2 separate regions of the Homo sapiens genome follow, and region 1 is linked to region 2. The links are chromatin contacts, found by Hi-C or POLR2A ChIA-PET in ENCODE. All regions are on one chromosome and are shown on one strand. The core of a region is the stretch at or near the end of the contact, and the rest is flanking DNA. Distances in the headings are between cores, read along the strand shown. Region 1 holds the start of LINC01291 (long intergenic non-protein coding RNA 1291). Region 2 overlaps HK2 (hexokinase 2).

Region 1 (2,700 bases), core at 21-2,520, 67 kb after region 2:
CTCTGTCTAAAAAAAAAAAAAAAAAAAAAGAGGAAGAAGCAAAAGCAGAAACCTCTGATAAGCCCATCAGATCTCGTGAGACTTATTCACTATCATGAGAATAGCACAGGAAAGACCAACCCCCATGATTTAATTGCCTCTCCCTGGGTCCCTCCCACAACACGTGGGAATTCTGGGAGATACAATTCAATTTGAGATTTGGGTGGGGACACAGCCAAACCATATCACTTATTCAGAAATACAATGAGCATGTAATTTTTTTTTTTTTTTGTATTGGCCCAATCTAGTTTTGAATCAAGATTACATTAGCTTCATAAAAAAGGCTGGACAATTTTCTCTTTTTCACTTGCTGCAACAATTTGTGAGATAAAAAAATCTGTCTCTTGAAGACAGGTAGAGCATATTTGTAAAGCTATCTGGGCTTTAGGGAGAGGAGCTATGATTAGCGTTTCAATTTCTTTAATGCTTGTTAGTCTATTCAAGTATACTATATCTTGGCATTTAGTATTTCCCCACAAAGTTGTCTATAATATCTAAAGTTTCACATTATTTGGATACAGTTGTTCATAATACTCTAAAAACTTTTTTTTTTTTTAGAAAATTTCGAATACATTCAAAAGTGGATTGATAAACCTCTGGTGCTTCAGCAGTTATCAATTCATGGCCAATGTTGTTTCATCTAGAGCCCCGCCCACATCCCCTCACAATTCTTTGAAGTAAATCTCTGACATTGTATAATGACACCTGCAAATGCTCCGGTAAAAATCTTCAAAAGACAAAGACTCTTTTTCAACCTGTTCACAGTGTCATTACCTCCTCCCCAGATAATAATTTATCAACATCAAGAAACTCCCCATTAGTGTTTAAACTTCCAATTTTCTCACAAATGTCTTTTTTTTTTTTTTTGGCGGGGGAGATAACTTTGTCATTTGAATCAGAATCCAAAGTTTACACATTGCACTTGGCAGACCTGCCTTTTAATTTCTCATAACCTCTGTTTCTTTTCAGCTTTCTGTTTTCCTCCCAGAGTTTCCTATGATTGCATCTCTAGTTTGACACGTTCCCTTGTCCTCTGTATTCCTGTAAATTGGTAGTTAAATCTCAATCTGATACAGAAGGGCTGGGCTCCCAGCTAAACCCCACCCCTAAGCCAGGAACCACCGCCCTAAGTGAAAACAGGTGATCCTGGTTTTCCAAGCAAATGTTGCCTTTTTGGCCTGCCCCGCCCCTATCCTGTGCCCATAAAAGACTTCAGCTGGCAGCGCAATAGAAGCGGCTGAGCGGCGAGGATACACGCAGCTGAGTGTCAGAGACAATGGATAGATGCGGCTAACTTCAGACGGTGCGGCTTCAGAGAGGGACCTGGCCGGAGACTGCCGGGCTTCAGAGAAAGCTCACGTTCCCATCTGCTTTCCAGCCTCCCTTTCCGCTGAGAGCCACCCACCGCTCAATGAAGTCTTCCGCATTCATCACCTTTCAAACGGTTCGTGTGAGCTGATTCTTCCTGGACGCCAAACGAGAACTCAGGTGCCAAGAGGGCAGGGGCTACCACCCTGACTCTCCACTGAGCTGGTTGGCACTTGGCCGTACCTGGACGGCAGAGCTGAAAGAGCGCTGGTTGAAACATGCATGGACACTGCTGTGTAGCATGCATAGAGCCTGCTCCCTCCAGAGAGGAGCGACCGGCGGGTTCTGGGGTTCGTTTGCTTGGGTTCCTGCACCCGCTTGCTCTTACGCTCCCCCATGCGAGGAGTGGCCAGTGACGGGCTGAGTGAAACGAGCCACTCCAGTTCCTGCCCATGAAGGGGGTCAAAGGAACTATCCCATCTCAAATCCATGATCAGGTTTAGGTTTGATATTTTGACAACGTTACTTCAGAAGGGTTACTGCAATTACATTATTCTTTCATCTTTGTTGTGCCTGTAATTGTTTTTCCCCCTTTTTCATTGTAGGTTTTATCTATTGCAATTTCATTTTCTCACTCTTTTTCTTTTTTTCTTTTTTCTTTTTTTTTTTTTTGAGACGGAGTCTCACTCTATTGCTCCAGGCTGGAGTGCAATAGTGTGATCTCGGCTCACTGCAACCTCCGCCTCCCAGGTTCAAGCGATTCTCCTGGCTCAGCCTCCTGAGTAGCTGGGATTACAGGTGCGCACAACCACGCCCAGCTAATTTTTGTATTTTTAGTAGAAATGGGGTTTCACCATATTGGCCAGGCTGGTCTTGAACTCCCGACCTTGTGATCCGCCCGCCTCAGCCTCCCAAAGTGCTGGGATTACAGGCGTGAGCCACCGTTCCTGGCCTTTCTCACTCTTTTTCTCGATCAGTCTTGCCAGAATTTTATTTCACTAATCTTTTCAAATAATTAGCTTTTGATTTGGTCATTTCTTTCTGTTTTTTCCTTCTCCATTTTATTGATTTTTGCCTTTCTTTACTTATTTTTCCTTCTTGTTTCTTGGCTCTGTTGATCTTATTCCAACTTCTTGAATTTACAGTTTTACTTGTGTTTGAAGTTATAATTTCTATCTACTGCTGTAAGTCCTACACATTTTGATACATTGCCATTTCATTGATACTCTAAGCAACTAGCAATTTGCTATACTTTTTTTTTTTTTTTACCTTTTAAAATATATTATTTAGTTTCCAGTAATATGTTTGTATAAACTATCCCTCTGTTATTCATTTCTAATTTTTTGGCATTCT
Region 2 (2,851 bases), core at 78-2,577:
CCTCATTATCATCGTTGAGCTTTGAAGTCAGCAGGTTTGGTTTGTTTTCCAACACTGTACGTAGTCTGTCTTTGCCTTTTCAAAGCTGTGGGGGTTATGCCGGGCGCGGTGGCTCACGCCTGTAATCCCAGCACTTTGAGAGGCCAAGGCGGGCGGATCACGAGGTCAGGATATCAAGACCATCCTGGCTAACACGGTGAAACCCCGTCTCTACTAAAAATACAAAAAAAAAAAAAAAAAATTAGCCGGGCGTGGTGGCAGGCACCTGTAGTCCCAGCTACTTGGGAGGCTGAGGCAGGAGAATCAGTTGAGCCCGGGAGGTGGAGCTTGCAGTGAGCTGAGATCGCACCAATGCACTCCAGCCTGGGCGACAGAGCAAGACTCTGTCTCAAAAAAAAAAAAAAAAAAAAAAAAAAGCTGTGGGGGTTGGGATGTGGCAAATTAAATCCCCATAGCTCACTGGACACGTCTTCATATCACACTCTGTGGATCACACACCATGCTTCCTTGTGCTGGAGTGGCTCTTTCTGCTTATCTTTAAAGCAGTTTTCTCAGCCTTGGTGCTATTGACATTTTGGGACAGATACGTTTTTTGTGAGGGGCTATCCCAGCCTATCATAAAGAGCAAGAATTTCCACCTTACTCAAATTTCCAGAGACAAAGCCTATCTTTTTAAAATTCTTCATTTAGAGCAGTAGTTTTCAAGTAGGAGTGATTTTATACCCCAGTGGACTTTGGCAATGTCTGGAGACATTTTTGGTTGTCACAAAGGTTTGGGTGAGTGTGTGTTACTGACATCTAGTAAGCAGAGGCAGGTTTGGGTGAGTGTGTGTTACTGATATCTAGTAAGCAGAGGCTAGGAATGTTGCTGAATATTCCACCATGCACAAGATAGCTCCCCACAACAAAAAATTACCTGGCCCAAAATGTCTACAGTGTCAAATTTGAGAAACTGCTTTAGAAGAACATGGTCCATCCCTGCCACCCCCTTCAGTTTTCAGGTGTATTGCTGATGGTCATACAGCAAGTTAGTAGCCCTAGTTGGGATCAGAGCCCTGAGTTGTCAACAGTGTGCCATGTCTTGTGACCGTCATGGTGGGAAATGGGCTTCTACAAAAGACGAACTTAAGATGAGGTCTACAGTTCACAGCAGTCTGCAGATGCCCACAGTTCCTTGCTGGGGGGCAGGTTTCCAGGGAACGGGAGCTAGTTGCTGTTTCTGTATTCTCAACCAGAGAAATGTGGGCAATACAAGTGCTCCAGAAAGCCAGCAAGAGGAGTTTAGTCAGTTGCCCTTGGAAGATGCTCACCCTGGTGCTGCTGTAGTTTCCATGGAGGCTGGGCATGAGCCAGGCTTCCCAACAAGACAGGCATGTGAGCTGGTGTAATGGAAATTCAGAAGGCACTTGAGCTGGGGAGCAGAGGAGGTAGGCCAGTGACATCCACTGAGGGACAGCCTGACAGTTACTGGGAGAGGCTGTTTGATGAGCTGGAGTCAGGCTCCCTGGGGTTGAACTCTGGCTTTCTGCATAACACGCAGTGTGAGCTTGGGTCAGTTACTCTACCTGTCTAGGCCTCAGTTTCTTTTCCCTATAAAATGCAAAGATTGTTTGGATAACACTTTAATTGAGTAGTTGTAAGAATGAAAGAGAAAGAGGGTTAACAGGTGTCAAGCTCTGAGAACTGTGCCTGACATATAGTCAATGCTTTATGTATTAAGTATTGGTACTTAACAATGGTTCAACTTGATTTTTTTTTGACTTCACAATGGCACAAAAGTGATACGCATTCAGTAGAACCTGTACTTTCAGTATTTATATAACCATTATGTTTTGCACTTTCAGTACAGTATTCAATAAATTACATGAGATATTCAACACTTTATTGTAAAATAGGCTTTGTGTTCGATGGTAGGTTAGGTGTACGAAATGCATTTTTGACTTACTAATCGGGACATAACCTCATTGTAAGTCGGAGCATCTGTACATAGGGAGAGACACAGTCTTAGATGTCCCACTGCACCGTCCGCCTGGACAGGAGCAAAAAGAGGCCCTGCTTTACCCTGGATAACTCCCAAGAGCTTCTTTTAGAGTAAGTGGTTTCAGGTCCATTTGTGTCTCTGTGTGACGTTGGATTGAATCAGAGGACAGAGAAGTCAGAAGGATGGAAAGTTCCTGAAGCCAGGGAAGAAGGATGCGTCCACCGTGCTTCTAAAACCTTCTCTTTCCTGGGCGTAGGAGATCCATCCTTAAGCTCTTCCTCTAAATTGCTTTTCTTCTGGTCCTCTACAGAGGTGGCTCCCCCATTCGAGGTCTCTGGGATGCCTGGGACATTAGTGCACTTCAGGTTGAAGCATCCTTGCGATGTCGCAGGAGACACAGTTGTGCTGAATGATCACAGGGTTAGTTCCAGCTCCTTTTCCCTAACCTCTGTCTCCCCGGTAACTAACCCAGAGAAGAGCAGAGGCTTCAGAGGGCATTGTGGAGGCTGCTTACTTGGGATTTCATATTCTTCTGCTGTGGAGTTTGTCAGTTAAATACTTGCTCACTCATCCTCACATCTCTCCCAGACCTGGCTTTCCACAGGGGAAATCATTTGCAGTGCCCTGTGCTGAAGAGTCACAGGACCCGCCATGATAGGTTTGGCCCCACCGACCCCTGGAATTTCACAGAAGGGAATGGCCATTCTCACATTCTTTCGGCAGATTGGGTGAGGTTCCCTGGGCATCCTGGGATTTGGCAGTCAGCTCTTTGCCCCTCATATACAGACCCTGGGCTGTTGAGTGTGTTCCTTCCTGCTGAGCCCAGGGTGCCCTGGGTTCTTCACGAAGCCCAGGGGGATTCTGCATGTG

The links. A loop is a pair of places that touch in the nucleus more often than their neighbours do. ChIA-PET counts read pairs that join two places held with the same protein, here RNA polymerase II (POLR2A). Pooled maps may share reads with other maps.
Region 1: POLR2A ChIA-PET joins it to region 2 with 14 read pairs in activated T-cell. The contact joins the promoter of LINC01291 here to the enhancer-like site in region 2. A Hi-C loop is called at or near these places in 4 of 50 pooled maps. POLR2A ChIA-PET finds 5 or more read pairs at or near these places in 4 of 52 experiments (CD4-positive, alpha-beta T cell, HEK293T, PC-3 and 1 more).

Annotation. Positions count from the first base shown.
Region 1 is chr2:74,907,691-74,910,390 of GRCh38, forward strand. It overlaps LINC01291 (long intergenic non-protein coding RNA 1291), which reads left to right and starts at 1,271. Exons shown (of 5, transcript NR_189601.1): 1 at 1,271-1,483.
Region 2 is chr2:74,840,489-74,843,339 of GRCh38, forward strand. All of the region lies in intron 1 of HK2 (hexokinase 2), which reads left to right. Among named protein-coding and RNA genes, the nearest start is that of HK2, 7.8 kb to the left of the region's middle. Within about 2 kb of position 1,328, at least 6 of the 41 ENCODE cell types and tissues checked have a DNase peak (open chromatin) inside an H3K27ac peak, as active enhancers do.